Linked DNA regions of Homo sapiens: regions 2 and 3 are each linked to region 1. The links are chromatin loops, found by intact Hi-C in ENCODE. Cell type or tissue: PC-9. All regions are shown on one strand. Each heading gives the region's core, and the rest is flanking DNA. Links, peaks and the distances in the headings are about the cores only.

What was found. Hi-C counts contacts between places; a loop is a spot of excess contacts. Peaks named below come from ENCODE experiments on the same cell type or tissue, not always from the same donor. Only the 100,000 strongest peaks of a DNase experiment are listed, where the experiment ranks them.
Region 2: a loop joins it to region 1, with 10 times the contacts of the local background. A loop is called at or near these places in 4 of 110 quality-filtered maps.
Region 3: a loop joins it to region 1, with 11 times the contacts of the local background. A loop is called at or near these places in 3 of 110 quality-filtered maps.

What each region holds. Positions count from the first base shown.
Region 1 is chr4:169,065,196-169,073,589 of GRCh38, forward strand. LOC105377527 (a long non-coding RNA gene) reads right to left here. Exons shown (of 5, transcript XR_939429.3): 2 at 6,833-7,005; 3 at 5,450-5,554. Among named protein-coding and RNA genes, the nearest start is that of CBR4-DT, 59 kb to the left of the region's middle. RefSeq lists an enhancer at 4,655-5,609. In PC-9, for the core only: no CTCF peak of the experiment used is centred there; DNase peaks (open chromatin) are centred at 5,076 and 5,786; H3K4me3 peaks cover 1,497 bases; H3K27ac peaks cover 3,296 bases.
Region 2 is chr4:169,246,710-169,255,103 of GRCh38, forward strand. All of the region lies in intron 2 of SH3RF1 (SH3 domain containing ring finger 1), which reads right to left. Among named protein-coding and RNA genes, the nearest start is that of SH3RF1, 20 kb to the right of the region's middle. RefSeq lists a silencer at 2,809-3,103 and an enhancer at 4,461-5,660. In PC-9, for the core only: no CTCF peak of the experiment used is centred there; a DNase peak (open chromatin) is centred at 4,992; H3K4me3 peaks cover 1,192 bases; H3K27ac peaks cover 3,121 bases.
Region 3 is chr4:169,221,664-169,230,057 of GRCh38, forward strand. The region is part of intron 2 of SH3RF1 (SH3 domain containing ring finger 1); the gene reads right to left. Among named protein-coding and RNA genes, the nearest start is that of SH3RF1, 45 kb to the right of the region's middle. RefSeq lists enhancers at 3,434-4,633, 7,820-8,394. In PC-9, for the core only: no CTCF peak of the experiment used is centred there; DNase peaks (open chromatin) are centred at 3,988 and 4,438; H3K4me3 peaks cover 786 bases; H3K27ac peaks cover 3,011 bases.

The DNA of each region.
Region 1 (8,394 bases), core at 2,251-7,250:
GGGAGTACGATAGAAGTATAGCAAGTGGGCCAGGCGCAGTGGCTCATGCCTGTAATCCCAGCTACAGGAGGCTGAGGCTGGAGTATCTCTTGAACCTGGGAGGCAGAGGTTGCAGTGAGCCGAGATCGAGCCACTGCACTCCAGCCTGGGCAACAGAGTGAGACTCTGTCTCAAAAAAAAAAAAAAAAAAAAAAAGTATAGCAAGTGGTTAATAAAATATTATGTACTTTTTGGAGTTTTATGATTTTGTGTGATTTGTTAGCTTTTGATAATGTGATTTGCTGTACATTCTTTGCTCATTATGTGATAACTATTTATCTACATAACTTTGTATTCTTCTACTTAAAAAGGGCGCCCAGATTCTGTAAGCTTCAGGCCTCCCAAAACCTGGATCCACCTCTGCCCCCTGCAGCATGTGGTAAACTGTTGAAAACAGTATACACTAAATGTGTGTGAATCAAACGCTGCTCCCTCTGCCTCATTAAAAATCATTTCCACTGGGCCAGGCACAGTGGCTCACGGTAATCCCAGCACTTTGGGAGGCCGAGGCTTGCAGATCATCTGAGGTCAGGAGTTTGAGAGCAGCCTGGCCAAAATGGCAAAAACCCCGTCTCTACTAAAAATACAAAAATTAGCCAGGCGCGTGGTGGTGCACACCTGTAATCCTAGTTACTCGAGAGGCTGAGACAGGAGAATCACTTGAACCTGGGAGGCGGAGGTTGCAATGAACTGAGATCGTGCCACCGCACTCCAGCCTGGGCGACAAGAGCAAAACTTCATCTCAAAAAAAAAAAAAAAGTAGTTCTGCCAGATGAGGTGGCTCATGCCTGTAATCCCCGCACTTTAGGAGGCTGAGGTGGGTGGATCCCTTGAGCCCTGGGGCTCAAGACCAGGCTGGGCAACATGGCAAAACCCTGTCTCTACTGAAAATACAAAAAATTAGCTGGGCATGATGGCGCATGCCTGTAGTCCCAGCTACTCAAGATGCTGAGGTGGGAGGTTCGCCTGAGCCCAGGAGGTCAAGGCTGCAGTAAACTATGATCACACCACTGCACTTCTCCTGCCTAGGCAACAGAGCAAGACCCCGTCTCAAAAACAAAAACAAACAAACAAAACTATCAGTTCTTATAGGTGAAAACAGGAATCCAGATGATATGAGGCTCCACCAGATATTAGTGAGGACAGTGTGACCTACATGTGATTTTCTTTGTGGAAGGTTTAAAAACAGAAACATGAGCAACCTTGGTGCGAGACTTAGACCTATAACGAGGGCATCTGCTTTTCCTTACTCAAGCTACACCAGGATTGGGACAAACTAGAGTGATGTCATCTTGATTTTTTTTTTTTTGTCACCCAGGCTGGAGTGCAATGGCATGGTCTCGGCTCACTGCAACCTCTGCCTCCCGAGTTCAAGCGATTCTCCCACCTCAGCCTCCTGAGTAGCTGGGACTACAGGCATGTGCCATCACTCTGGCTAATTTTTGTATTTTTAGTAGAAATGGGGTTTTACTATGTTGGCCAGGCTAGTCTCGAACTCCTGACCTCATGATCTGCCTGCCTCAGCCTCCCAAAGTGCTGGGATTACAGATGTGAGCCATCACACCCGGCCTGTCATCTTGAATTTTATTCACATATTTTGATCTTCATTTATTTGGAGTGAAGGCATATAAGTTATCAAAAATTAAAAATAATATTTTGAAATTTTAAACTGAGGTTCTTTTTCTTCAAAGTTATTGACTCTGCCCCCATTGGCTCAATGGCATTCATTACTTCAGGAGAAAGTGAAAACAGCGAGAACAAAGCAGCCAGGAGGTGCTGAGCGGATGGATAATTCACAATATCTGAAGCCACAGTCGCTTGAAAGAGCTAGTCATGTGAGAGAGAGGCAGTTTTGTTCTGAATTTCAAAATGGCTTAGTTTTAACCCATTTATGGCTGAGGTGGCAATTTTTTTAATTTGAAAAATCAGACCTTGGAAATGCCTTGAGCAGTAGGATATAAATAACTCCCACATGCTTACCGTTCCAATAATGGAACACTAGGCATAAATAAGCAAGATGATAGTAAAAGCTTGGGGGACAGAGCATAGCATTTATAGGTGTTACGATAAAGCAACTTGTCCAATCTGTGGCCAGGATGGCTTTGAATGCAGCCCAACACAAATTCATAAACTTTCTTAAAACATTATGAGACTTTTTGAATTTTTTTTTTTTTTAGCTCATTAGCTATCATTAGTGTTAGCATATTTTATATGTGGCCCAAGACGATTCTTCTTCCAATGTGGCCCAGGAAAGCCAAAAGATTGGACACCCTGCTCTAAAGGATGCAGCTCATGGCACAAGGTCATTTCTCCACCATAAAAGAAAGCAATACAAATTGCTGCCCAGGCATGGTGGCACACATCTGTATTGCCAGCTACTTAGGAGGCTGAGGCAGGAGGATTGCTTGAGCCCAGGAGATCGAGGCCAGCCTGAGCATAGCAAGACCCTATTCCTTAAACAAAAAAAATTTTTTGGCCGGGCGCAGTGGCTCATGCCTGTAATCCCAGCACTTTGGGAGGCCAAGGTAGGCGGATCACGAGGTCAGGAGATTGAGACCATCCTGTCTAACACAGTGAAACCCCGTCTCTACGAAAAATACAAAAAAATTAGCCGGGGCCGGGCACGGTGGCTCACGCCTGTAATCCCAGCACTTTGGGAGGCCGAGGTGGGAGGATCATGAGGTCAGGAGATCGAAACCATCCTGGCTAACATGGTAAAACCCCGTCTCTACTAAAAATACAAAAAAAAATTAGCCGGGCGTGGTGGCGGGCGCCTGTAGTCCCAGCTACTCAGAAGGCTGAGGCAGGAGAATGGCGTGAACCTGGGAGATGGAGGTTGCAGTGAGCCGAGATTGCGTCACTGCACTCCAGCCTGTGCGACAGAATGAGACTCTGTCTCGAAAAAAAAATTTTTTTAATAAGCATTAAAAAAATAGCTTTCCTGGCACTGCAAAAGCTTACTGGGGGAGGGGGGGGAAATAAAGGCTTTCCTGACTCAGCACCCAGGGAACTGGGGAGCAGAAATGGGGGAGGAGAGAAGAGTTGTAAGAGATACAGACAGAGGTGTGCTTGTTCCCAAGGGGGCGGTGGCTCTGCCTCCTTAGCCGACATTTCACTGGCAGGGGACAGAGAGTACAGGGGTAAGGGCAGAAGGGACGTGGCCCTTGTTTGCTCTAAAACCCTTGCTTCCAGCACCACAAGAACATGAGAGGGGAGAGAAGCAGAGCGGAAAGGCAGGCAGGGCAGACCTGGACTGAAAATGGGCCTCCAAGAACCGCCCCACCTGAGTCTCCCCTACTTCCTTCCTGTGTGGGGAAATCAGGGGAAGAGCCCGTAGCGCCTGGTGAGGGTGAGGAAGGTGGCAGAGAATGAAGCCTTGGCCAGAGCAGCACTGCCACTGCAGTGACGGGGCCTGGCCGGCAGGGAACAGCCACCTCTCCTTTTGTTGCCTAAGAGCAGCTGACAAACTGGGTCAATGGTGAAGGCAACAGTGACCAAGACTGACACGCACCACCAAGGCAACAAGATGTCTCCAAGGCCAAGGGGGGCCGGAGAACAGGAAGCATGGGACAGACCTGGGGCTCATCCAGAGGAGGAGATGAGGGAGTGTGGCCCTGATGGAATTAAAATCCTGGATTGACTGAGGAATTACCCTAAAGAAGCTTTGAAACCAGAAGGGTGTCAGTTATCCTAAAGTGCCAAGATGAAGAGTTTTCCACTACTTCATAAGTAAATTGAGTACAGTTATAGAGAAATAATGTTTCATTTTTGCAGCTCTGAGATGTCACTGTAAACTTGAAACCCACTACACATTAGAAATACCTGCCCTCAGGCCGGGTGCGGTGGCTCATGCCTGTAATCCCAACACTTTGGGAGGCCAAAGTGGGCAGATCACGAGGTCAAGAGATCAAGACCATCCTGGCCAACATGGTGAAACCCCCGTCTCTATTAAAAATACAAAAATTAGCTGGGCGTGGTGGTGGGCGCCTATAGTCCCAGCTACTCAGGAGGCTAAGGCAGGAGAATCACTCGAACCCGGGAGGTGGAGGTTGCAGTGAGCTGAGATCATGCCACTGCACTCCGGCCTGGGTGACAAAGTGAGACTCTGTCTCGAAAAAAAAGAGAAATCCCTGCCTCCCTTTTATGTTCCCAAAATGTTCCCACCACAGAGGCAGCCTTGTACACTGACAATTTGCCTACATTTGGTGGGGTGTGATTGCAAGACCAGGACCAGACAGCAATCAGCACTACTTTGAGCTTCCAGAAATCTAATCTGGGGAAGTATTCAGGCAAGAGATACATTGATCTCTTATAGAGGACACAAAGACATGAACATTGATAGCCCTGTTGTCATCTTAAAAATCATAATTAGGCCAGGTGTGGTGGCTCACACCTTTAATCCCAACACTTTGGGAGGCTGAGGTGGGTGGATCACCTGAGGTCAGGAGTTTGAGACTAGCCTGGCCAACGTGATGAAACCCCTTCTCTACTAAAAATACAAAAATTAGGCAAGCGTGGTGGCGGGTGCCTGTAGTCCCAGCTACTCAGGAGGCTGAGGCAGGAGAATCACTTGAACCTGGGAGATGGAGGTTGCAGTGAGCTGAGATCATGCCATTGCACTCCAGCCTGGGAGACAGAGCAAGACTCCATCTCAAAAAGAAAATCATAATTACTTTCATGATGTGTACTCTAAGGCAATCTGATAAGTAGTAGGGTATCTGTTCTTTCCCTCATTTCTCTCCCACCCTTACTCTGACTGGTATCTTGGAAGCAGAAAATTCTAATGCAATATTTGCTATGAGTGTTGTCTTTAAATGTCATCCACAATGATTAGGAAGCCCTCACAGACACCAGCCCTGTTTAGCTGGGTGCAGCCGACCAGGTGTTCAACCAGTTTGACTACTCCGCCTCCCTTTGTTAGGCCTCTGAATTATTTATCTCCTGGTATGCGAGTGAGAGACTCAGACTGTGGCTCTCCACATGCCCTGGAGCTAAACGTCCTTGTTTGTTTTCTCCGGAGTAATTTCACTTATTCCCCTCTCCCCTCTCTACAAGGAAGCTGTGGTTCACAGGTATCCATGACTATAATGATTCATGAGGAATCGAAATAAAGGCATTACAAACCCTCTAGATAAAATGAGGACATTCTTTAAGTTCTATTATAAATTGAGTGTAGCCCAAGAATTCAACGGAGAATGAATAAGAGATTACCGGTTGTCTGGTTAGAGATTAGTGGTTGCCCCCAGGGAATAGCTTGTTGGCTTGTGTGGGCGGCCAGAAAACACGGCAGCCTCAGCTCTCTTTGGAGTCCTTCCTTCAGAGAGGAATTGACTTCCTAGCAATTCATTTCCCCGTGATTGTGGCCCATGCTCACAGAGGCCAAAACAAACAGGCCCAGGAAGATTCTTACCGTGGCCAGTGGAGAGCCCGGCCTGGCAGCACCCCTCAGGCTTCGCCGCTGCCTTGTGTGCATCCCAAGCAATCTTTGTCAGCATCCCCATGGCCACAAAACTTCCTTTTTAAAAAAAAAACGAAAAATGTAGTTTAAATGTTCACATGCACATCACAGCTAACTTCTATTACCTTTAAAAATGCTTTTAAATTTTTTAGACTTTATTTAGTGTAAAATTAAGTTTAGCCCAATGCTGCCTCCTTATAGTTTACATTCTGCCTAAAGCTGTGCTCATGCATAGTGCACTGTCACCTGACAGGGTGTGTAAACACACGGCTGCCTACTCTTGTGTCAATCACCCAGTTCCGGCCAAAGGCGGGCAGTTCTTCAAACCATGAACAAACAAGGCAATCATCCAGCAGTAACCAGCCTGGCTCTTTCTGTGCCTCGCTTCTGTTTCCTGTACATCCCTTTCCTTTTTCTGTCCGTAAATCTTCCTCCACCATGTGCCTAAGCTGGAGCTTCTCTGAACCCATTCTGGTCCAGGGGCTGCCCTATTCACAAATAATTTTTTGCTCAATTAAACTCTGTTAAGTTAAACGTCTCTGTGGTTTTTCTTTTAACATTAGAGACAGGGTCTCACTCTGTCACCCAGGCAGTGGTGCAATCATGGCTCACTGCAACCTCTATCTTCTAGGCTCAAAAGATCCTCCCACCTCACCTCCCGAGTAGCTGAGACCATAGGCATATGCCACCACACCTGGCTCATCTCTCCTTTGTAATGCCTTATGTTTTCATTAAAAAAAATATACTCTTAAGGCTGAAAGTTCGTTTAGACTAAACATAGCTTGAGGCCCCTTGACAGCACCCCTGGATGCTGGCCATCCAGTCTCGAATCTGAACGTCTTCAGTGACAGGGAGGTAACTTGCTCCCTCCCAACATAGACTCATCCACTTTTGGGTTGCTCCAGTGGAAACCCTTTCTTAGACTGAAGATTCCCTATAATTTACATCAATTGTACCTAATTTCATGCCTTGACACCCCGTGGGATAAATCGTACCCATCTTCCATGTGAAAGCTCTGTAGAAAATTGGTGACCACTATGTCATCACTCCCCCCATGGCCCTTCTTCATGGCCGAGCTCCTGCGGTGGTATCATTCTTCCTCTACGAAGGGGCTGAGAGTGTCTACCACCCCGCTGCTCCCCTCTGAACAGCCTCCAACTCGTCGAGCCCTTTGAAAACTGTGGTGCACATAGCTTGGCACAGGGCTCAGCTGTGGTCTCTCCAGTGCAGAATGAGGCAGAAGGCTTTGTTGGAAATACCATACATCTATTAATGCAGCCAAGGATTTAATGAGCTTTCTTGGCAACCACATGAAATTATGGCTTTTTTTCTTACCAGCAACTACATATTTGAGTGGTTGGATTTTGTAAACCAAGACCAGAGCCTTCCGTTTACCATTATGGACTTTATCTTGTAATATGGGCTGATTCATTCAGACTTTTAGAGATCTTCTGGGGTTTTGATTTTGCCCTTCAATGTATTAGTATTCCACTCATTCTCTGTGTCACCTGCAAATACAACAAGTTTATTTTTGGTCTTTGGCCAAGCCACTGATAAAACAAAAACAAAAACAAAAAAACACAACAACAACAAAAAACCCTCATGTGGCACGATAATGCAGAGTTCTGTGGTATTCCAATAAAACCAGTCCTCTGGATTAAAAAGAATCAATTAATTAGCAAGCTTTGGCTATGATCCTTCAACCCGTTAAAAACCAGCACAATTACCCTATCCCTCAACCCCTGTGAGGACAACATTAGCCATTCTTTACGGCAGCTCATCATCTGACCCCACTTTCTGCGTGGGAGAATTCCCTACTTTGCGAGTCTGTCAGAAGGCAGAGACCACCTCCTCCCATGAGAAGTGAAACAGGTCAGCATCTGGCTTTCCCAGCTCCCTCCATAGCTAAGGTGTGGGCATATGATCTGGGCTCCACCAAACAGAGGCATTGGGCTGAACTTTGACTCAGGAGCTGGAGAGGCAAAAACGTTGGGACTTTAAGGACTCTGTTTTGGCAGAGGATGGGGACAGCTTTATACCCTTTTCAGGACACCAGGGTTAGTGTTAGCCGTGTCAGCAGGGCAAACCTTGGTGTTCATGCCGATGTTGACAAGCTGTCATGCCCTCCAAAGACCAGGGCTGTGATTGTGGATGCGGCTCTGCATCCAAAAATCCATAAATCACATCAGATGTAGGATATCTGAGCCTGATTGTCTGGCCCTTCTGGACAGCTGGTAAACTTCCCTATATCCTTGAATAAAATCCCTTTTCTGTTTAAACTCACTAGAATTTGTTTCTGTTCTTTGTGACCTAAAAGCTGCGAGTGATACTCTGCCTCTGTACCTTATCCCCAGGGCACCCAAGCAACTATGTCAGTTTCCTTTCTGAAGTGTAGAGGGACCATATCCATCTTGTATCTCTAAGTTTGCCAGTGGAGTAATCCTATCAGAAAAGGAGATGGAATCAGGCTAACACAATTTGCTTTTAGTGACATGGGGCTGACTATAATCACTGCCTGCTGGTTTCTAAGAGCTCAGAAACCACCTTCTAGCATTCTCTTCAACACTCTCACCAAGAATCAATCTCAAGCTTACTGATCTATAGGTCATAGAACCCACCTTCTTTTTCTTTTTGAAAATTAGAATTACGTATTTCCCATCTCTGTGGCTCGGTTATTTTTCATAATTCCTAGAGATCATCCAAAAGATTTCCCAATCACCTCCACAAATTCTTTCCATTTTCTTTACTATGAAAATATTCTCATACCATCTCCTCATAGGTTTGATTTGTTCTTTTTGATTTGAAAAATGTTCTTTTTTGAGAAGACAGAAGCAGAGCAAGAGTTAAGGAATTCCATTTTCTGTGTTATGTTTGAATATTGCATTGTCCAGTTGACA
Region 2 (8,394 bases), core at 2,103-7,102, 180 kb after region 1:
AGCAAATTTAATTTTTCAACTTTTATTTTAAGAAAGACACAAACTTACATTAACTGGGTCTGATCCACTAATGTAAGTCATTTAACTAGCAATTATTTCATTCTGAAACTAAAATCCCATTCAAATTTTTTCATCTATAAAATAATTCCCTGGTAAATATGACAATCTTGCAAGACTGCTGTAGAAAGAAAAACTTGAATAATCTCATAGCTCTTCATCTAAAAGAGGAAGGGGGAAGCAATAAAGTTCCATTCTGCAGGAAAATTAGAAATGTACACTATTAAAGCTACCTTTTACCATGTGCTTTACTCTCCACTGATTGTTCTACCATAAATCAAAAGCAGTTAAGGCATTAAAAGAGGACTTCAAGGGGCTATTTAGCAGAGTAAGACATGATGTGCTCACTGGGAAAAGCATAATGACTGAGGACAAAGGTTCAGACACTGAAACTGGAGATGGGGCCAGAAGAGGACAGTGGAGAGGGTCAAGAAGAGGCAAACCAAAAGGGAAGAGGTGGGGAAAAGAGCAAAAGTGAGCTTGATAGGTTTAGACAGAGATTGCAGTGGTAAACAGGAGAGGCAGACACACTCGCTGAGGGATCTTCCCCCAAATAAATATTTACTGAGAGAGTGAATGGTGGACGGCATCCACAGCAACATTAGAGCTATGAACCTGGTCCAGGGGAGAGTGATGAACATGTGATAAGTGAAGGAAGCCACAGAGCTGCAGGCAGGCCTGGTAACACGAGGCACGTATGAAGGTGTGAGCTAGAGCCTGGAGAAGATGCAGACTCCAGACTACCATGATCTGTGTCTGAGAGTCTGGAATCTAGATAGGTGAACAAAGTAGCATCGCTTGATAAATGGTAATAACACATATAGGGTGGGGGATAGGAGTACAACTATATGGGCCAGAGAGAATAGGATTACTGTTCTGAAGACAATAAAGGGGTTGTGGATCTTGCGATCTGAGTCTGAGGAGGCATCATGACATTCCTGCACACGACAGAAACTGTGGAGCTAACAATGGGAATAGAAATAGGAAAAGGGCTAATATCCAGAATCTACAAGGAACTTAAACAAATTTACAAGAAAAAAACGACCCCATCAAAAAGTGGATGAAGGACATGAACAGACACTGCTCAAAAGAAGACATTTATGCAGCCAACAAACATGAAAAAAAGCACATCATCACTGATCATTAGAGAAATGCAAATCAAAGCCACAATGAGATACGCCACTCCAGTTAGAATGGCGATCATTAAAAAGTCTGGAAACCACAGATGCTGGCGAGGATGTGGAGAAACAGAAATGCTTTTACACTGTTGGTGGGACTGTAAATTAGTTCCACCATTGTGGAAAACAGTGTGGCACTTCCTCAAGGATCTAGAGCCAGAAATACTATTTGATCCAGCAATCCCATTGGTGGATATATACCCAAAGGATTATAAATCATTCTACTATAAAGACACATGCACACGTATGTTTACTGCAGCACTATCTACAATAGCAAAGACTTGGAACCAACCCAAATGCCCATTAATGATAGACCGCATAAAGAAAATGTGGCACATATGCATCATGGAATACCATGCAGCCATAAAAAAGAATGAGTTCATGTCCTTTGCAGGGACATGGATGAAGCTGAAACCATCATTCTCAGCAAACTAACACAGGAACAGAAAACCAAACACTGCATGTTCTCACTCATAAGTGGGAGTCGAATAATGAAAACACATGGATACAGGGAGGGGAACATCACACACCAGGGCCTGTTGTGGGGTGGGAGGCAAGGAAAGGGAGAACATTAGGACAAATACCTAATGCACGCCAGGCTTAAAATCTAGATGATGGGTTGATGGGTGTAGCAAACCACCATGGCACATGTATATCTATGTAACAAACCTGCACATTCTGTACATGTATCCCAGAACTTCAAGTAAAATTTTAAAAAATTCAAAAAAAGTAATAGGAAAAGGGGAAACATCCACGTGAGCAGTCCAGTTTCCCAATCTGGAACTTGGAGCTGTTCACCTGGTGGGTGTTTGTGACTATTCAGACACAGACAACAAAGGCTACTCCAGATTGAAGTGCACTGCTTACTTTCAGTGACCTCATAGAACTACTCAACATTGTTTTTGGTGATTCCTGTGCTATGGTTTGAATGGCTCCGCTCCAAAACTCAGGTGTTGCCAATGTGATGGTATTAAGAAGTAGGGCCTTTAAGAGGCAATTAGGGACGGGCCCAGTGGCTCACGCCTATAATCCCAGCACTTTGGGAGGCCGAGGTGGGCAGATCACGAGGTCAGGAGATCGAGACCATTCTGGCTAACTCGGTGAAACCCCATCTCTACTAAAAATACAAAAAAATTAGCCAGGCATGGTGGTGGGCGCCTGTAGTCCCAGCTACTCAGGAGGCTCAGGCAGGAGAATGGCGTGAACCCGGGAGGCGGAGCTTGCAGTGAGCCGAGATCGTCCCACTGCACTCCAGCCTGGGCAACAGAGCGAGACTCCGTCTCAAAAAAAGAAAAAAGAAAAAAAAAGAGGCAATTAGGCCATGAGGGCTCCTCCCATGTGAATGTGATAAAGCCCCTTATAAAAGAGGCTTCACCCACCATTAGGCTAGCTTGCCCATAGAGGGCCATGTGAGGACACAGTGTTCCTCCCCTCCAGAGGAACCATCTTGGAGGCAGAGAGTTGCCCTCACCAGATAACTGAACCTACCAGCACCTTGATCTTGGACTTCCCAGTCTCTAGAACTGTGAGAAATAAATTTGGGGTATATTTGTTTTTACAAATTTCCCAGTCTCTAGTTACAGCAGCAGAAATGGACTAAGACACTCCACTGGAGATATAAGGGTATTCTCTAATTCTATGTGGAAAGCAGATTATGTACCAATGCATGTTAAAGCACACAATTATCTGCTGGTTAAAAAAACATACAAGGATCCAATCCCCCCGTTGGAGACACACAGAGCAACAGTAGGAAGGATACATTTCCAGCAAGCTGTGACTCTTTAAGTAAATACGTAGGAGGAAGCAAGTGCAGATTAAAGTACAGTAACTGTGAGGCATATGACTGCAGTCATGTTTATGAGTGACTTATAAAGAGAGATTTCAATGAGTTGTACATATAACCCATACAGCAATGATTATATTAGAAAAAGGAAATTCATCTCTGACATTAATCATCAGGCTCCAGACACTCAACAGAATCGGCCCACAATATGGTTGTATTATTTTGCAAAGGAAAAAAAAACGATTATCTGAAGTCTGATTTGAATCCACACTATATCAAATGAGGAAATATGCTCAAGTCACGACACAGCCAAGATTAATAGGTGTTTCCACCCACTCCTTAAACAGTTTTAGGTACAAAAAACAATGTCACTTCTCTTCCTAAGAATATGTTAAGCATAGAAATTTGCAGAAATGCATAAAAAAGCATTCCTTTCCATGCTCTCATTTTCTGGTGTTCTGGGTAGCTTTAAAAGTATGAACACTGAAGTACACCAATGCTGTCAGTTATAAAGGATTTGTATTCATTTCTGGGAGCTAAAAACAGAGATGCTGCTATGGTTTGGAATCATACTGCTCATCTCTTGGGTTTAAAAAAAAAAAAGCTTGCGGCAAGATTATTTTTTAAATCATTCCACATTTATCTTCATAAAACAATACAAAGTGAATTGCCAAATAAGCATATATGACACTTTAATTTACTCATCTATTAAAACTGTTTCAATTTAAACATCTGAATGAATAACAGTCATTCTCCTATTTGCAATATTTTTCAACATGAGGTGTGCTCAGTAACATCAACATACATCAAGTATAACCATTCACTGATTTATTTGTTAACAAATTCTTATTGAGAACCTACTATGTACTAGGCAGTGTTCTACCTGCTGGGGATACAGACAGGAATAAATTTAATCAAAGTCCTGGTTCTCATGGAGCCTACTGCCTATTGTGGGGTAGTGGGGATGGGGGTAGGAGGGATTAAACAAATAAATGTATAATGTGATTTTAGACAGACATAAGTGCCATGAAGAAAAACAAAGCAGTGCAAGGCTAGAAGATTGGCAGTAGAGTGAGGGGTGGGGCTTTTTTGGATATGGTGGTCACAGAAGACCCTTATAAGGAAGAGACATTTGAAAAGAGACCAAACTGAAGGAAAGGAGCAAGCCATGTTGAGACCTGGGTAAAAGCTGACCTTCCTTCCAGGCAGGGCAAAGACTAAGTGCAAAGGCCCTAGGCTTTGGTGGTTTGATAAACAGCAAGAAAGTCTGTATGGCTGGAGCAGAATACTTAAGCTGAGGAGATAAGGTGGAGGAAAAGGGCAGGACTCAGTTATGCGACTGAAGTCTAATGGACCATTATATAACATAGTTTTGAGCAAGAGTGACATGTCACACTAACTGAGGTTCAAGGGAGCTACTCTGGGAGACACAAGTGGACAGAAGGTTAGTTAGGAGACTATGTCAATACATAGAGCTTAACCTGATATCCTCAAAATGCTTTCACCCTTTAGGTTTTACAGGGAGGGTGGAAGGTAGGAAACTACTTTTTAAATTTCATTATATCTAAACAAATACACGTAAAGTCATGTATACACGCTGTAACACACATTCCTCTCAGTGACTTTGTTAGTCAGAATAACTGAAGAGTATTGTTTCAGATAATCTCAGTCAAGCAGCCTTAAAATCGTGCACAAAACAAGATGACCATCCTCATCCCTTTTATTATAACTAAATGAAAGTCATGTAAGACTGAATAGTTCTTTTGTCCTTAAACAGGCTATCCGAAAAACAGAAGCATACTGTCTTTCATTGTCAATTCATGGTTCACAAAGCCTCTGAGGTTGGCTTTCGTCCTTCAAAAGCTTTTAATGGACAGGTACATTTAAGCCTTATTTTAAGGATTGTGAGAAATGGAATGCACTGGGAGCGGTCCCCATCTCCCTTTTATGAAAGGAGGAAGATATCAGCAATGCAGAGTGACCTCACCTATAAGGAATGCATCAGTGACATGGAACAAAGGTGGCTTCCTTCGTAAGGAAACCCAATCTGTTTCAGAAAACTGCTTCATTACTTTTGACTGATTTAGGGCTGCGCAGCCTACTAGAAACAATTCCATTCTTTAACCTCTATTTTATTAACAAAACTGTGATATCATTCTTCCTTCAAACATTAAAGAAAAGCCTTGCATATTCATCAATCAAAACTATATTTTATTCAGATCACCTTTGATCATACATGTGTTTGTGCCAACTAAGTGTATTTTTCAGTTGAAGCCTATAAAAGATAGGTGGTGTGCCTACAAGAGCGAGGACTCTGGTATGTTCCGCAGCGACTCAAGAACCACGTGAGATGTGCTAGGTAAAGGCAATTCACTCTTGTTTCAGGTTGCACTTAAGAGGGCCTGCGTTTTCACATTTTATAGCATGTTGAGTTTTCCAGCTTATGAATTCTATCACAGCTTACTTTTTCAAACAGTGATATCAATGCAAAACAAGTTCTTTGAGAACAGAATGAATTCATTCATGGCTAACCCAGATGCAACAAACAGGACACAGAGTTGCTAAAATATTACTTCTCTCTTTCAAGATTATAAAATATCTTGTCACATATTTTTCCCCAAGGTAATGTGTCAAAAATTTACTTTCTGGAGTCAGATATACAATATTCCATAGGATCAGCTTTTAAAATGTTTTCATGACCATTGAAAAGGGCTATGAAAATTGCTACTATTCTCATTCTAAAGCTACTGATAGATAAGATAGTTGTAATCTAATTACTCCCTACCATCTGGCACCTGGGTGCCAATAATTAGCAACTCTGCCTGATTGCCAGATAATAGTCAACTGACCAGGAAAGTTGGTTTTAAGTATCAAACTGTGAATCAATTTTTGCCTCAATCTATCTTTAACCAACCTATTCTATTTTTTTGGCTTAATATCCCAGTATGTCTAGTAATGCTGCCAAGAAACGATGACCTTCAGTTCAGGGACAGAGAATAAATACGTGCTGATGGACTGACGTATTCATAAGCAAAACACAGGCTCTTTTTTCATACATTCTAAATTTCAACATATATCACTGAACATAAGGCATGTTAAATAAATCCTAAACTGGCAACAACCCACAGTAACAGGCAGGATGGGTGGATTATAGCAAAGGGGAAGTTAAACAAAAATATGACTCTAGCTAGTTGTTAATGATAAACACCCTCTGCCCAAATACTGACCTGATACCATGAAACTGGATGGAGAAAAAAGCCCTAGGGGTGGGAGGTGGGGGTGACTGAGAAATTTACATATCAGGTTAATGTGAAAAATAAACTTGCCTCTCAAGGAAAAGTTTGGATCGCAAAGAAGAAACTTAAATAAACCTAGTAACACATGAGAATTTACATAATAAATATTCACATAGAATTCCCACTTCTTACACACAAAGCTCTTCATTCATAGCATACCTAGAAACCACAGCGTGGCACATTTCTAAAGTTACCAAACCTTCCTAGCATGTTGCTTCTCAAAATCTGCCATTCTTCTTAATCCATAAGGAAATGTTAGGTAGACCTAGTGTTACTTATTTGTAAGTATCAGATAGCTTAGTCTCCTGAGAGAAGTAATAACTCAAGGTATTTCCATGTATATAGTTAAATTGTTGATACATTAACAATCACAGAGAATCCAGCCTTGCAGCTTTCTGAGCTAGAGAGCCCATGGGCTTTTGTCATGTTTCATATCACAGCTGGCTGGCTTATGATTTGAGACTTGGAAAGGATCCCTTGGGACTAATTTATTCTAACTGCCCTTTTCTTCCCTCTTTCCGCTCCATTCTCAATAATTTTAATTTAATTTTGAATGTGCATGTTGCCTCTCATAGGATTCAAAATGTAGAGGTGCTATTGCTAACCACATTACCTGTGCTTCCTACCATCCACAGGATTACCCACCTCTGGAATTACTTAGTATACAGATGATCTGCATCAAAAGAAGCCATTATACATGTAACATTTTGCATTCTAAAAGATTTGCAAGCAGAGAAATTATAAGGTGTTTGGTAAAGATCAACATGACAGTTGGACAGCCAATTCCTATTAGATCAATTTCATTTTCCTCTATGTCAGAATGATGTGCCTGGGGGATAGGAGATAACATATCACATATTTTAACTTTTATAAGGCTTTTGACTCAACTCAGCAGAACATTCTTTCTAATAAACTAGGAAAACATGATTTCTAGACCACCATGGTGGGTGCAACCAAAATGTTTCAAGGGCCATTCTCAAGAGAATTGTTATTCAATATCCAATTACAGTCAAGTTTCATAAGGGTTTACCTAGCCTTTGAGTACTACTGTCATTGCTGACTTAAATAGTGGGAAGATGAATGTGAATAAGCTTACCAAAATATACATGTGGTTAGACACTCCAACTTACAAGGATGTGAATGTGTTCCGATGGACCTTGGAATTCTGGAATGTGAGTAGTCATCTATCAGTTCCATCAAGAAGTATTTACTGAACTGACCACCTACTACTTTTTCCACAGTCATGAGCAGAAAAGAGGTATAAAATTCAAAAGAGCTCCTGATCTCAAGTTCCTTATAACTTGGTACAGGAGACAACACTAAAGCACAATTAATTAGAGAACAATACCAAATGGGGCCAGAGAATATTCAAAATAAATGTAATAAACAAGGTATATATGTGTTTAAGATCAGGTATCCATATGATCACAAATATGTATTAAAGCAATTGCATTTTGGATTGGCATTTTTCAATTCCTGTTGATAGTGGCCAATTGCTGACACTATCGTAAAGATTACAGAAACAAGTTTAATCCGGAGGGTAGTAAAAACTAACCACTCGAGAGATGGGGGAAACTGAATTTATCTAAGGAAAAGAGAAAATCTGAGATCTAGGCAAAGCATGAACCAGCAACGTAGTGAGTTATTTTTAAAGGTACATAACATGAGGATGTAAAAACAAGGAGCAGGAGGGTCCCATGACAGCCCTTCCACAACTTGAAGCCCCATTCAGAACTTTATCACCACACTAAGAGCTCTTCTGGACCTGAACCCAAGCACAGCAAGCAGGGGTTGGATAGCGTCCAAAGGAGAGTGACTAAAATGATTAAAATGTTAGGAAATGGGTCCTATGAGGACATGTAAACGAAACTCAGTTATTCAGTCCAGATAAAAAGAGAGGAGGTCAGGGCTGCACCACAGCCTGCAAGGTCAGGAAGAAGAGGTACAGGGGAGCACCTCTTTTCCATTAAGGATGGGATGAAAGGAATGAGAGTACATTGCAAGGACAGGAATTTATGTTTAACAGAAAAAAGAACCTCCTCTGGCTAGGAAGATGGTAAGGCACTGGAATAAGTTTGTA
Region 3 (8,394 bases), core at 1,602-6,601, 160 kb after region 1:
AAATAAAGGCAACATATTTTATGTCTGATAATAAAAAAAAGTTAACTGCTAAATCCTAGATGACAAAACACTTCATCTTTTACCCCATAAAATTTGCCCTGAATTTTAAAATTCATCACTTACGTAATATCTGAATTCTACAACTCTGATAGCCTTTTATTAGCAGGCTATGTAAAGATCCAAAATCGTTACACAGTACAAACAGTGAACTGCTAAGCTAAAGTATAACCTTTTTGCTTAACTGGATAGACTAAAGTAATAATAGACTATGTAATACAAACTTCTCAAAGTAAGTCTTCGTTCCCCTCATCCATCCCAAAAAAACACTACTAATAGTTTTTCCTTGAACATCTATACATTATCAAGTGTAGGTGTCTACTATGTAATAATAATATACATTCAAACCACCTTTTTGGGTTTTCTTAAATGTAGGCTTATCTTCTGCTCAAAGCAAAGATACTGCAATAGAAAATCAGCAATGTGACAATTATAATATGCTCTTAAATTATAAATCAATAGGCTGGTCATGGTGGCTTACGCCTGTAATCCTAGCACTTTGGGAGGCCGAGGCAGGTAGATCACTTGAGATCGGGAGTTGGAGATCAGCCTGGCCAACATGGTGAAACCCCGTCTCTACTAAAAATACAAAAAATTAGCCAGGCATGGTAGCAGACACCTGTAGTCACAGCTACTTGGGAGGCTGACGCAGGAGAACTGCTTGAACCTGGGAGGTGGAGGTTGCAGTGAACTGAGATTGCACCACTACACTCCAGCCTGGGTGACAGAGCTGAGACTCGGTCTAAAAAATACATATATATGTATTTTATATATATATTTTTATACATATTTATATATATATATAAATCATTAACTGTTCTGTATATTTTGACAACTTCCTAAGAGGAATTTAAGATAATAGAATTTCATTCCAAATTAATAACATTGTTAAGATAAATACTGTAACAAAATAATAACAAAGTCTCCTTCAATAAAAGTGGAATAGTAATCTGAGGACAAATTTCAGTCAGTTTATTGCTTCCCTTGTTAATCTTTCACCTTCTAAAATGCATTTTACAACTAAAACTGAGAAAGAACTTATGTTAACAACTCTCTATTTTGTGACACTTTAACTTTAATGGAACATGTTTATTCCTTCCTGCTCCCAACGACACTTCCAATACATGAGTTCAGCTAAGAAAACTCAGTTCTAAAATGGCAAGTTCTCAGCTGTCTATGAAGCCAAATGGGCGGCTATAAATGCCTGTGTGGACAGCACCCCTGTCCTCGCATGGATTTTTATGAGGCACCATGTGGCACCCCTCGTGGTTTGCCCAGCTGCAGCTCTTCACAAGGCGGGAAACACATGTGACATTGCCTCCAACTTCCTCTGCCTTCCCAAGTGGCATCAGTCCTCCAACACGCAGACTCACTTTAAGGCACTGACCCTGGACCTTCCTGGGGCCTTTCTGCCAGGAAGATATAAAAGAACATCTATTCATTCCATTGACAGGTAACAGACCCTCATCAAGTGCAAGGTGCTGCACTCAACATGTAGGGATAGTAACATGCAATGGCCACTAAGCATGGATCAGAAGGGAAGATAGAAATATAAGCCACCACACCTCTCCACAAAATGCAGCACATATAATAAGAAATACACATCACATTCTATGAGAGTTCTGAGGCACTGGCAAGATCAGAGAAGGCAATGTGAAAGGGGTGGTGGCTAAAATGGCCCTAAAAGGATGGGTAGGAATTAGAGATGCAAATAAAGTACACTATGGATAGTTAAGAAAAGAGAGGGAAACCAGAGCATGAGGCAGGCAGGGAAGAGACATCCGCTCACTCATTCAGACAACGAATGTTTACTGAACATATGGTCCCAGATGTGGGGGATACACCACGACACACCATGAATAAGACAGACAGTCACTGATTGCTTGGAGCTTACTTTCTTTTTTAAAAATTATGTCCTTCTTTCCATGTTCAAATATCTAAAGGAGCTTACTTTCTAATGGGGTGATGGGCAAGCATATCAACAAATAATTATAGAAGTTAATTTCAGGTTGTGATAAGCGCAAATAAAAATAAACCAGGGTAAGAGCACAGTGGGTGGAGATAGGTAATCAATAAGAATGTGATATGTGAGCAGAGACTGGATTCAAGTGTGGAAGAGGTGATCCTAAGGAAGGGAGCCAAAAAAGCACAGGCAAAAACCCTGGGGCAGAACAGTTGGGCATATTTAAGAACAGCTAGAAGGCCAGTGTAGCTGGAAGAAAATACGTGAATCAAAGAGGTAAGAGATGTTGCTGGAAAGATAAGTACAGGTAAGAATGAATGTTTCTCCTTAAAGGCACCATTGACATTTGGGGCAGAATACTGTGGTCTTGTTGTATTTAGCATCATGGCCCTTGTGGCACTAAATGCCAACAGTACTGTCCTTGTAACAATTTAGAAGCTCCACTAATTTCTAAACACTCCTATGAGGGACAGGAAGCAGGCAGTACATCCCACTGAGAACCACTGAGACAGATCCTGTATGGCCTTGTGGTCATAAATATGATTTTGTTCTAAGTGTAAGGAAGAAGCCAGTAGAGAGCTATAAACAGAGGAAATGGCATATTGCCTATTTCTAGAAGGCCATGATCTAATTTCCTATTTTTTTTTTTTTTGAAATGGAGTCTTGCTCTGTGGTCCAGGCTGGAGTGCAATGGTGCGATCTTGGCTCACTGCAACCTCCACCTCCTGGGTTCAAGTGATTCTCCTGCCTTAGCCTCCCAAGTAGCTGGGATTACAGGCTCGCGCCACCATGCCTGGCTAATTTTTGTATTTTTAGTAGAGACGGGGTTTTGCCATGTTGGCCAGGCTGGTCTCGAACTCCTGACCTCAGGTGATCTGCCTGCCTCGGCCTCCCAAAGTGCTGGGATTACAGGCGTGAACCACCACCACCGACCTCTAATTTCTATCTTTAAAAAATGTCTCTGTCTACTATATGGAAAACTGGCTCCAGGGGATAACAGTAGCTGCAGGGGTAACCAGGAACAAGACTACTGCAGTAATGCAGGAGATTATGACAGCTTGGCTTGGGTAGGTGCTCAGATGTAATAAGATGAGGGAGATCTTGAAGACTGAGCCATCAGGATTTGCCTAATGTGGCTTCACCTAGCTAGAGCAGAGTATTGAAGAGGGGAAGTCAAACATGAGGCTGGAATGGAAAATTGGGGCCAGATTCCCTGGGGGCCTAGAAAGCCAGCCTAAGGGACATCGAGTCTCATTCTGTAACAGGGTGCCCAAGGGTTTTATACTTTAAGCAGAGTAATCCAACAGCAGTTGGGAAAGAAGAGAGACTAAAAAGAGGGAGACCAGCTCAGACAGAGAGAGACCAATTACCACATGCCTGGGAGTAAAGAGAGCAAAGCTCTGCATTGATGAATTCAAAAGGTATTACCAAGACAAGGTTAGTGCCAGTTAATGACCAGCTGACCCTGAGATTTAACCCTGGGCAACAGAGGGATGACAGGGACATGACCAAAGCAAAGCATCATGAAAGGAGAAGAGGATTTGAAAAGGAAGGTAGTATGACCTGCTTCGGCTTCAGACATATTAGGTTTGAATGCTGGCCAACTTCACAGGTAGGAAAAGTCAGCTGGATTTGTGGAACCAGAGCTCCAGCACAAGTGAGGGCTGGAGGCAATTGTTTGGGAGTTATCAGCAAGATGGTGACCCCTAAAGTCACGAGACGGAAAGAGGATCACCACCAGAGAAAAGGCAGACCTCACAAAACACCTTAGATAGAACGCTAGGGACATGAGGAAGGGAAGTCATTTCAAGAATCATGCTGTGTGCAAGAGGGTTAAAAGCACAGATGTAAAGGAGGGTAAACTGGGTAAAAGGCCAATGGATTTAGTGACTAAGAGAGTCTGGAGACTGTCAAGACTGCAGTTTCATCAAGACAGAAAGGTGACTGCAATGTTAAAGGAAGTGAGTCAGTCTGAGGAAATGTGGATGAGCCTACACTATTTTTCAAGGATTGGTTATAAAAGGAAAGTGATAAAAGTGATGGTAGCTTGAAGGAGTAGCAGAGTTGAGGGTAGGTTGGGTGAGTGTGTGTGTCTTAAAAGTAAAAATAGTTAACTTGCAGAGCTTAAAGAGCAGAATCCAGTGGAGAGATTGAAGTTGCAGGATGATATGACCCACCAACGACAAGAAAACAGAAGAGATGAGCAGAGACATGTTACCCTTAGAAAGAGGAAGAGACACCTGTTCCTCTGGCAGATAAGGGAAGATGATCAAGCAGTGGCTGCCATGTTGCTGACAGCCCCCTTAAACACAACAGAAGAGACAATGAATAAAGCTATTATATATATAGCAACACACTTCTGATAACCACTTCTAGGAGAAACAATATTCTGACTAATGCCATTATTCTACTTAATGTCGTGACATCAGAACAACCAAATGTTGTGACTCATAGTTTGTCTCTTTTGTTTAGTGCACTTAATATGAATGAAAGAGGTAGGTGGATAAGTACCTTTGGTAAGTGAATGAAGAACCCCCCAGACAATGCAAATCACGCTATAGATAAAAGAGTATATTTTGTTTCTGAAATTAATTTAAACTCCCACTTGGTTTGTCTTTCACAGTCACTTGACATTTATAATTCAGTTGCAAATTCATAAATCAAAAGCATTCTGCTTTTCATCACAGTTGTCGTGTCTACATATCAAGGTTTTCCTGGTCACCATAACACTACCATTCCACAGCAGTGAAAAGCAAAATACATGGAATGTTATAATGAAGAAAAATTTGAGGGAGCCTGATTTAAAGAAAAAAAAAAAAGAGCAAGAAAGATCAGAATACATAAACTAAGTAATTAATGAGATCATCAAAGCCCATGCTAATCTCATTTAACCATTCCTTACCCCCCTAGAAAGGGAGATACAGAAAGGCACACAACAGCAGCAAATGACTTTAGGTCAGTAGCTTTTTTAAAAATTGGCCACAGTGCACCATCAATTTTATAGGAAACTATTGTAGATAATAAAACCTATCTTTGTAAATCTATTTTACACAGTATGCCAAAACTGTCAGTGAAGCTAAAGTCTTATAATAACTGTGATTGGGATGATGAATTGAATGTGTTAGCCTAGCATTAGTCACCTAATTCTAAATCTAAATTGTACTACCTCAGTCACCTAACTGCTTTTAAAAATACATAAGAGGCCAGGCATAGTGGCTTATGCCTGTAATCCCAGCACTTTGGTAGGCTGAGGTGGGAGGATCACTTGGGGCCAAGAGTTTGAGACCACCCTGGTCAACATAACAAGACCCCATCTCTATAAAAAGTGAAAAACTAGCCAGGCGTCGGGGCACAAATCTCTAGTCCTAAATACTCGGGAGGCTGAGGCAGGAGGATTGCTTGAGCCCAGGAGGTTGAGGCTTCAGTAAGCTGTGATCATGCCACTGTACTCCAGCCCGGGTGACAGAGCAACACCCTGCCTTGAAAAAAAAACACATAAGAAAGAACCAAGAGTTTAATTAATTCCAATTAGAAAATGATAAGAATGGGAAATAACAAAAATCATTAGACTATAACATCAATCAATAACCTATTTCCAAAAAACTCTGAATTAAACACTAAAAATTTTGAAATGGCAAATGAAAAACAACTATTCTCTCTTATGTGCATTTGAAAAATGTTCCTCTTGAATAAGCTGTATTTATCACCAAATATTTCATCTTTCACTGATAGGTACATGACAAAGTGATTCATGTACTATCCATGGACTACAAAAATATGTAGTTGTCTTAACAGGTATCAGGCATAGAGTTGGAATTTATGCTTTAGAACTTGTAATGGAGCCCACAGCAATAGAATGTTTAAAATCTGAATTAGCATTTGATATTCTGAAACAACATTTGGCAGGGGTAGCTGGGATCCCTGGGGTGTTCCATAACATCTATGCATTATTTATTTTACTATACTACCATACTGATCTACAATTACTCTCTCTGTGTGCCTTTCTCTACCAGTGGCCTGGAAACAACTTACAGGTAGAAAGACCACATTATCTACAACCATAGAACAGTGCCCATCGAAGCCAGACCCAGTTACTTTTAAGAGGAATGTCAAAGGGCTACGGGATAGACAGTGGAATTTCCCACAGGAAGATGTACCATCCCTGGACACGAGAACAGAGTTTATTGCATTTTTCAATTCAGGAAGAGAAATTTTTCAAAATAATGTCACAAGAGCGAATGAAGGGAACTCTACAAATCACAGTCATGAAGTGATTCAGAATCCCAAATGCCTGAACTGAATTTTATTAAGGATTTCATTTCCTATAAAAGCAACATAACGCATTTTTAACTACTATTTTTGTTCACGTAGTTACCTCCCTATTCTACTTTTTCAGCTGTTTCCAGGAACAGTGAGCAGACCATCATTGAATAGAATATATATTAAGTACATATTCTAAATGTATACCTTCTGCAAGAATTAAAAATCTGCACTAGAAAATATTGCCTACACAGGCAGATAGTCTTCAAACACAAGTAGACCATCTAAACACATTTCAGTAGACATGTGTTTCCCACAGCTGCTGTAACAAATTAGCACAAACTTCATGGCTTAAGATAACACAAATTTGTTATCTTGCAGTTCTGGAGGTCAGAGTACAAAATGGGTCTCTCTGAGCTAAAATCAAGGTGTTGGCAGCGCTGTGTTTTTTTTCTGGAGGTTCTAGGGGAAAAATCTGTTTTCTTGCCTTTTCCAGCTTCCAGAGGCTGCCTGCATCACTTGCCTTGGGGCCCCTTCCTCCATCTTCAACAGGAGGTTGAGTTCCTCATCACATAACATCACTCGGACCTTGTCTTCTGCCTCGCTATTCCACTTCTAAAAGCCCCAGTGATTACACTGGACTCATCCAAATAACCCAGGATCATCATCTCCTCTCCAGGTCAGCTGATTAGCAACCTTAACTCTTTGCCATGTAATAACACACGGCTCTGGGGATTAGGATGTAAACATCTTGAGGGGAGGGAAAGGGAATGACACATTAGTCTGCCTACTGCAGCATGGAATCATCCATCAGTACACTTTCTATTTTATTTTTCATACAGACTCACAGACATATACCACACCCATACCCAAAAGTTTTTTAGATTTCCCTGCCCTAATTTGATAATTCTAGACTAATTCTAATGAATACTTCCACAAGTGTCTCCTATAATTTTGTAATGTTAGAATTTTACTTTAAAAAAACAAAAAAAATTCTGTTCTTCGAAAAACAAACAAACAAACAAACAAATTCCAGATGGTTCCAAGAGTGCAAACCTGAAAACAGCTTAACCTGATTTATTTTTTTAAAAAAAGGCATGACAGTCTCACCAGGAAAGAGCTCTTTTAGTTTACAGGGTTTGATACGTAATATAATCATACTTAAGAGTTTTGTTTTGCTTTTTGTTTTCTGTTTTGAGACAGGATCTTGTTCTGCGGCCCAGGCTGGAGTGCAGTGGCTTGTGGAAAACTGAACTCATCTTTATAATTCCTTTTTTATTGAGACTTACCTAGAATAATTAACATTTGAATTTAATTAAAAACAGTTCTTTTGTCAAACTTAACCCAATTCTCCAATACTTTTGTAGGTCACCTTCTTTAATAACAATCAGAGGAAGAATTTTCTGACTCTTCAAAACAGCAATCTAAATATAATACTTTATTGTACAACACATGATGTCTTTTTTTTTGTGTCCCAAATTGTGTTCCTTAGAACACCTGGAAACATAAATTGGTATACCACCCCCCCACCCAAAAAAAAAACCTATTCGGTGGCCACATACATTTGGAAAAGGACGTATACCATGCCTCTCTTTTAGAGGGTCACAATGCATACTAAGTGTTAAAAGTCCTCTAACTTTGTTTAACATCACTGTTTTCAGAACGTTTTCCTAACATCCCTATAAATAACCTGGGCTGAGGCAAGAAAGTGAGAAGTGAATACTAATGTAGAGCATATCTCCACAGAGTATTACTCATGAGTAAGCCCCACAGCTTACTCATCACAACTGGGAACAAAACCAGCCCCACTTTATGCTCCTGAGAGTATACGACGGATGAAAGGCATTTCAAATATCAAATGTCAAATCAATGCCAAATTGCAACTACAATTAAAATCTACTTGAAACAACACAAATATGAAAAGGCTCCTGCTGTCTCTAATTGTATTTACATGAGTGGGTCCTTTAAAAAACAATGCTTGGCCAGGCGAGGTGGCTCATGCCTGTAATCCCAACACTTTAGGAGGTGGAGACGGGTGGATCACTTGAGGTCAGGAGTTCGAGACTAGCCTGGTCAACATGGTGAAACCCAGTCTCTACTATAAATACAAAAAT